Linked DNA regions of Homo sapiens: region 2 is linked to region 1. The links are chromatin contacts, found by POLR2A ChIA-PET in ENCODE. All regions are on one chromosome and are shown on one strand. Each heading gives the region's core, a stretch centred on a gene start or an enhancer-like site at or near the end of the contact. The rest is flanking DNA. Distances are from core to core; before and after follow the strand shown.

Region 1 (3,530 bases), core at 599-3,098:
TAGAGAAATAAGCTTGTGTTGAAAGAGAAGAATTCTTAGGTCATGAAGATAATGCTTTATGGGCATAGATATATACGGTTTTGCTTCATGAGATATGGCAAAAATGGGATCATTAGTAAAGTTGACCTTCATTTGTCACTAATTTGAGTCAAACACATTGTTCTGAATTGTCAGGAGCCAGGATGAATTTTTCAAGACTTCCCAAGCAGTGAGATTGAAGGAAGCTTGTAATTATTGAAAGGCTGTTGTCTCAGGCCCCTGGTTAGGCACTTTTCTTATCTAATCCTCAAAATCACCTGAGAAGGAGGTATTCTTAAACTAGTTATTACAGGTAGGGAAACTGAGCCTCAAAGTAGCTGCAGTGACTTGGCAGAGAACATTCACAGAGCTGGTCAGAGCCATTGCCAGGGTTCAAGCCCACATCATCCCACTCCAGTACCCATGTTTACTCATGTTACTCATGAGTTACCCATGTTTACCCATGTTACTCCAGTACTCACATGATACTGGCCCCCACCTTTAATGCTGGTATCATGTAATCTGCATGTGCACACTCTATGTTGAAGGTGACTGCCAGCCCATGTAGTGTTGTCATTTCCAGGAAGGAGAAAATTATGTTGAACTGAAGTGTCAACATCTTTGCCAAGCTACTCTCTGGAGCAAGGTTATTGTGGCCAGTTTACATGAGTCACATTTCCCTTAACCTGTTTACTTCTCAGTGTCTTTCTCTTATGGGCTCACGTAGGAAAAGGTGGCACATGACGGTAAAAAGGTAATATTGCATAATGATCTTCAAAGTGAGAATTGTGTTTGAATCCAAAATCTTTACCACTTAATTAGCTTTGCAGTCAGTTTATTCTTCTGTAAAAGGGGACATTTATACATTTGTTGGAAGACTGAGAGGATCAGATAACATATAAAGCACTGAATTCAGTTACTGACAGGTCCTAGACCCTCAGTAAATGGTAGTTAGCATCATGATTATTCAGTGACGTTTTGTTCGGGAGGAGAGAGTCCTGTCTTTTTTTCTTTGTGGTACACTTTCTTTATCACACTTCATGAGAATTTTTGGTAGATCCTCTGACCCTTGGGGCACTTGTTTCTACAATTCAGAATAGTATTTTTGAAGAGTGTATGGAAACTTATTGTTTGCCTGAGTTCTTGCCAATCTGTACTTTAATTGGGGGCTTTATAAGGTTAAAAATGTTGCAGAAGAATCTTTGTTCCAGCCTTTGTTGGCTGTGTGAAATCAAAGAAGAGCTGACCTTGTACAGTTTCAATTTTTCTAAAAGTATATATACTTGTACAGCTGCAGGCTTTTAAAAATTGTACTCTGTCATTTTTCCAATTAGTGTTAAGGTCACAAAAATTCAATTCTAAAATGGTCCAAGTATTTTCTTTCCCCTCTTTTATCAGATACGATTCATTAGTTCAGTCCCAAGCCAGGGAGCTCTCCCTTCAACGGCAGCAGATTAAGGATGGCCATGGCATCTGTGTCATCTCCCGTCAACACATGAACACCATGATTAAGGCATTTGAGGAGTTGCTGCAGGCCAGTGATGTGGATTACTGTGTGGCCGAGGGTTTCCAGGAACAGCTGAATCAATGTGCTGAGCTGCTGGAGAAATTGGAAAAGCTATTTCTCAACGGTAGGTAGGGTGAGGTACGCGAGTCTTAAGACATCAGTAATTGACCCAGGACTTCTTGGAGGGGCACAGGAGGAGCTAACTCCTTGGCCTTAGTTATCTTTCACCCCTCTGCCTTGATGAGGTGACAGCAGAACCACACTGGCTGCTGCTTCCTCCCAGTGACCACTTCCACATGGCTTGTGGTCGGCACTGTTACAAACCAGGAGTCCAGTTTAGACGCCTCAGGGGCCGGGCTGGTGAGGTACATGAGTGAAGCCAGCCAGAAGGCACTGCCTCTCACTCAGCAGTGGTCACGTAGTTGCCAGTTCTTGCATCTTACAAATTTTCCAGAAAAGATGGGATTTTTTATTTATTTATTTTTTTTTGTGAAAACTCATGTGTTTTAAATGTTGGCAAGCAAAAAATCCAGTCAACCAAGCAAAATTTTTATCAGTTAAAAAGTATATCGAAGAGTTAAGGATGGCCAGAGGAAGGGTGAAAGAAACCTTTGCTATGTGCTAGGTAAAATTTTTAAAATAATTTTTTTTTGAGACTACAGCAAAGAACTCCCATTTACTGTGCACCCAGCTTCATCAGTTGTTAGCATTTGCCACATTTGTTTTATCTTTCCCTGTCTGTACACACACGCGCTCTATTATTATCTTTCTGAGCTCTATGAGAGTGGATTGATGCTATGATGTTCCTTTCTCCCTAGATAATTCAGGGTGTGGTTCCTCAGACCAAGGAAATTCTCGTGCATAACCATGGTATTGTTATCACAATCAGAAAAGGTGTTGTCTAATATACTATTATCTAATATACAGCCTATATTTGAATTTTTATAATTAATTCAATAATGTCTTTTATGACAGTTTATTCTGGATCCTGATCCTGGTCCGGGATCCAGTCTCCACGTTACATTTAGTTGTCATGTGTCTCTCGTCTCCTTTAATCCGGAGTAGTTCCTCACCCTTTCTTCTTTTCGTGATGTGAACATACTTCAATAGTTCAGGCTAGCCCCTCGCTTTGGGATTATCTGTTCTTTCCGCAAGACTCAATTCATGATTAGATTAAATTGGTTAGATTAGATTGGCTATGCAGTTTTGGCAGGAATGCTGCATAAGAGATTATTTTGTTCTTATGGTGTTTTCTTAAGGAGGCACACAATATTAATCCCGTTTTTGGTGATATTAACTTTGATCACTTCCTTAAGGTAATGTCTGTCAGTTTTCTCCAGTGTAAATTATATTAACCTGTGTAATGAATAATTTGTAGAAGATACTTTGTTATTCTGTAAGTATTCTCTTCCTCTTCAAACTTCTACCATGAGTTTTACCATATATTGATGATTCTTGTCTGAGTCAAATGTTCCTATGACAGTTTTTTTCTAACACTAACATTTTTTAATCACATTCCTTCTTCATTTATATTAGGTGGCATGTACTAGAAGAATGCATTCTCTATTAATTCCTTTTATTACTATATTTCTTGTTTGTTTATGATCAGTGTGGGCTTAAAGATTCTTATTTTATTCAATGGACTATTATCCATTCTGACATTCATATTATATTGTCCCAGATTTGGTAAGTGGCAGTTTCTTTTGACATGTCTCCATCTTTTTGGGAGTACGTCCTTACTTTCTGGGACAAAATAGATTTTCCATGCTCATCCTGTACTGCTTCTGCCCTGAATGAGCCATTTCTCCAAGAGCCTTGATTCCTTTTAGTGAGGAATGATATTTAACCACCAAGATTTGGTGCTAGGTGTGTTCATTGCTACGAGGGTATCATTGTGTCTAGGCCCTTTAGCAGGCGTGTGTGTGTGTGTGTGTGTGTGTGTGTGTGTAAATGTGTAATTTATTTTTTAAAAAAATCATTACTTCACAATGGTGCCTTTAATTCC
Region 2 (3,530 bases), core at 540-3,039, 760 kb before region 1:
ATGAGATGTACAAACTGGCACACACTTTTACAGTGAAATCTCACTTGTTCATGGCAGAACCAGTTCATAAAAGGTCCTGAACGCTAAGAGAAAGATTGATTTAATTTGGGGGTGGGGAACTAAGGCAGGGCCACCTTATCCATTAGGCACAGTACAGTATGCACAGGGCTTAGGGCCTCCAATACTTTTAGGGGCCAACAAAAATGAATATTTATTTATTTTAGAGACAGGGTCTCCCCATGTTGCCCAGGCTGGAGTGCAGTGGCTGTTCACAGGTATGATCCCATTACTGATCAGCACGGGAGTTTTGACCTGCTCCATCTCCGACCTGGGCCGGTTCATCCCTCCTTAGGCAACCTGGGTGGTCCCTCCCTCCTGAACTTAAGTGCAGACACTCTATCTAGTGACACAGTGCACTACAGCCCAGAACTCCTGGGCTCAAGCGATCCTCTCTCCTCAGCCTCCCCAGTAGCTAGGATTACAGGCGCAGACTACCAGCCCTCCTTGCTTACGTTCCTTTTTTTTTTTTTTTTGAGACAGTCTCGCTCTGTTGCCCAGGCTGGAGCGCAGTGGCGCGATCTCGGCTCACTGCAAGCTCCGCCTCCCGGGTTCACGCCGTTCTCTTGCCTCAGCCTCCCGAGTAGCTGGGACTACAGGCGCCCGCCACCACGCCCGGCTAATTTTTTTGTATTTTTAGTAGAGACGGGGTTTCACCGTGTTAGCCAAGATGGTCTCGATCTCCTGACCTCGTGATCCGCCCGTCGTGGCCTCCCAAAGTGCTGGGATTACAGGCGTGAGCCACCGCGCCCGGCCGGCTTACATTCTTTTAAAGTCAGAAGAAAAAAATGAACTTTCAGGTCAGAGAAAATATTTTGTTATATAATATTGATACGTCATGTTTATATCAATGCAGTTGTAAAATATGTTAAATATTTATACATATATTTAACTTACATGTGTGTGAAATATATGTGTGTGTGTAATGTACAAGCCACAAGGCAAAAGTGCTCAGGGTCCAAGAAAGTCAAAACGTGTCCCTGCACCCGAAAAGCACGAAACCTTCTGGGGCAGTGATTATGGCAGAGCAAGTTGGAAGATGGCAGGTGGTAGACAAATTGTGAAAAATATCACATTTCTCTCACCCTGTCAAAGGCAACCCCAAAGTGAAGTCAAAATAGAGATGAAATGCAGGGTCACTTCCTAGCTGCGTGATCTTGGACAAGAGAGTTGACCAACCTGAGCCTCAGTTTCTCCATGGATACAATGGGGATGCGTGCCTCCGACGTTTGTTGGACAGGACCGGTATATACGAAGCATACAGCGGTATATACAGTAAATGCCCCCATAAATACACGTTGAATGAATGCAGTAAATGCATGCTTAGCATGGTGGCCAGTATACGGTAAGCGTCCAATAAGTGGTAAATGTTGGCTTTAAAAATTGTTCAAAAGTCTCCACGAGCGACAACCCTAGTTCTCCAAGACGCAGGCGCACCCCACCAGGTTCCACGCAGACCTGCGCAGTAGCTCCCCCAAGAGGCGAGGACACGCGACTGCGCTTGCGCATACGCGCTTTCCACCTTCCCTCCGGGCGCGAGCGCCCGTGGGGCGGGCCTCAGCGGCGGCGCGACAAGTCCAGAGGTGAGGGCTGAGGAAGGGGCGTGGCTAGCGGGCTGGCCTCAGCCACCCTCTTCCGGGCTCCGCCAGCTGCGCGCGCATCTTCTCCCCCTTCTTTTGTGGTCCGGCCCATTGCGAGGGTGACAGGAAACCCTGTGCAGGGAGCGCCGCCATCTTGGACCAGCCCGAGGAAGATACTGAGGGAGCACAGGAGCAGTCACCGCTGCCACTGCTACTGCCGCTACTGCTGCCGGCGCGTCTGCACCTCTCGGCCTGCCAGTGTACCTGCCGGCGCCTCGGTCGACCGCCCCCGCCCCCTCTCCCGCTGCGTCCGCACTCCTGTTCCTGGTCCTGACGCCCCCCTCCCGCCCGGAAAGCTGCCCAGCCACCAGCAACCCCCCAGGTAACCCGGGCCTTCCGTAGTGTCCGGCCGGCTGATACCTCCTCGCGCCGGGTTCTTCAGAGGGGCGTGTGTGGGGACGGTGGAGACTGGGCCGCAGGCGGGCGGCGCCCCGGGGCCAGGCCCCGTCAGGCCGTGGCTAGCCCGTGGGTCGGCGGTGAGCGCCGCGGCGCCGGCCTGACAGGACTCCTGGGCGGGGGCGGAGGTGTCCCCTGCGCGGCTCCGGCCTGAGCCTCCTGCCCTCCCCAACCGGCGGGGCGCTCCGAGGCGTGCAGGGAAGGGTGTGTTCCGGCCTCGCCTTCCCCGCCTTCTCGGCGCGGCTGGGCAGGACCGCATCTCCCGCGGGCCCCCCTCTCGCCGCTGTTCCCCGCGGCCGCAGCCCGCCCCCGCAGGGTGTACCCACGCGTGCCGCGCCGCCCTGCAGCCCGCAAGCCCCAGACGTGGCGGTCCCGTCCCGTAGGCCGCGTCTGGCTCTGAGTACAAAGGCAGCTCTTCGCAGCCCTCTTGGCGTCTCGGGGCAGCTCCGGTGTCCTTGTCGATGTGGGGAGCCCGGCCCTGCAGCCGGGCCGGGCCGGGGCCGGGGTCTGGGTCTGTGCGCCTGTGCTTGCGATGTCCTGGTTTTGGTGCGTTCCTGTGAGGCCCGTGGACAGCCTCTACGGCCCTGAACCTACAGAGCATCTAGAAATAAGAGAAAGTTGTGGCATTTCTAGAATCTAAGAGAAGACGACAGAGCTGGAGTGTTTTAAGCGTTTTAACTGTGGGCCAGGTACATATTTATGTATTTTTGTACCTATTTATCTTGCCCCGCGTAGCCCTCGGAGATAAGTTGTCTCCACTTCATAAGTGAGGAAACTGAGGCCTAAAGTTGTGATGTGTGTCTGGCTGTTGATGGTACATTACAAACTGGCTTCGGCTCACACTGTGGCTGGTGGTTTCTGTACTACATTCAAAAATTAGGCTAGGGTTACAGACATGACCATTTATAATGTAGTTACAACTTTATTCCTTTTTTACTGTGTTCGCATTGGATGACAGCTGATTACCCTTTTATGACCTAAAGTCCATAAAGTCAACCACTACACTGGCAAATCCTCATGCTTACAAACCCCAAAGGAGAGATGCCAGGATTTCAGTTTCATATATGAAGAAGAAACGGGTTCCAAGAGGACAGGTGCCTTCCTGGTGACCCCACAGCAAGTGTCAGAGCCCAGATTTGAACTCTTGCAAAGTTTACTGCTCATTTCGTTACTATCCCAACTGCCTTTAAAAAATTCTTTTATTTTTCTAAGGTAAATATTGTAGAGGAACAACTGCCTTTTATTTAGATTTGATTGTTGAAGACAAACTTGACCTTGCAGTAATCCAGCTCCTACCCCTTTATTCCCCCAAGCCTTTCCAAATTTTTTCTTCCAAGTTCTGTTTAGGCAGTTTTATTTGATCATGCCTAGAGGTATGTCGTGGTTAAGAGTTTTGGAGTCATACTGTCAAGGGTTCTCCCTCCAGTACTGCCACTT

The links. ChIA-PET counts read pairs that join two places held with the same protein, here RNA polymerase II (POLR2A).
Region 2: POLR2A ChIA-PET joins it to region 1 with 11 read pairs in OCI-LY7. The contact joins the promoter of RAB14 here to the enhancer-like site in region 1. POLR2A ChIA-PET finds 5 or more read pairs at or near these places in 2 of 52 experiments (OCI-LY7 and WTC11).

Annotation. Positions count from the first base shown.
Region 1 is chr9:120,435,414-120,438,943 of GRCh38, reverse strand. CDK5RAP2 (CDK5 regulatory subunit associated protein 2) reads left to right here. Exons shown (of 38, transcript NM_018249.6): 25 at 1,417-1,649. Among named protein-coding and RNA genes, the nearest start is that of CDK5RAP2, 140 kb to the left of the region's middle. Within about 2 kb of position 1,848, at least 8 of the 41 ENCODE cell types and tissues checked have a DNase peak (open chromatin) inside an H3K27ac peak, as active enhancers do.
Region 2 is chr9:121,200,128-121,203,657 of GRCh38, reverse strand. RAB14 (RAB14, member RAS oncogene family) reads left to right here and starts at 1,789. Exons shown (of 8, transcript NM_016322.4): 1 at 1,789-2,019. It also overlaps a transcript of GSN not described here and the pseudogene RN7SL181P. RefSeq lists enhancers at 1,208-1,367, 1,638-1,857, 1,676-2,175 and silencers at 1,868-2,337, 2,358-2,607.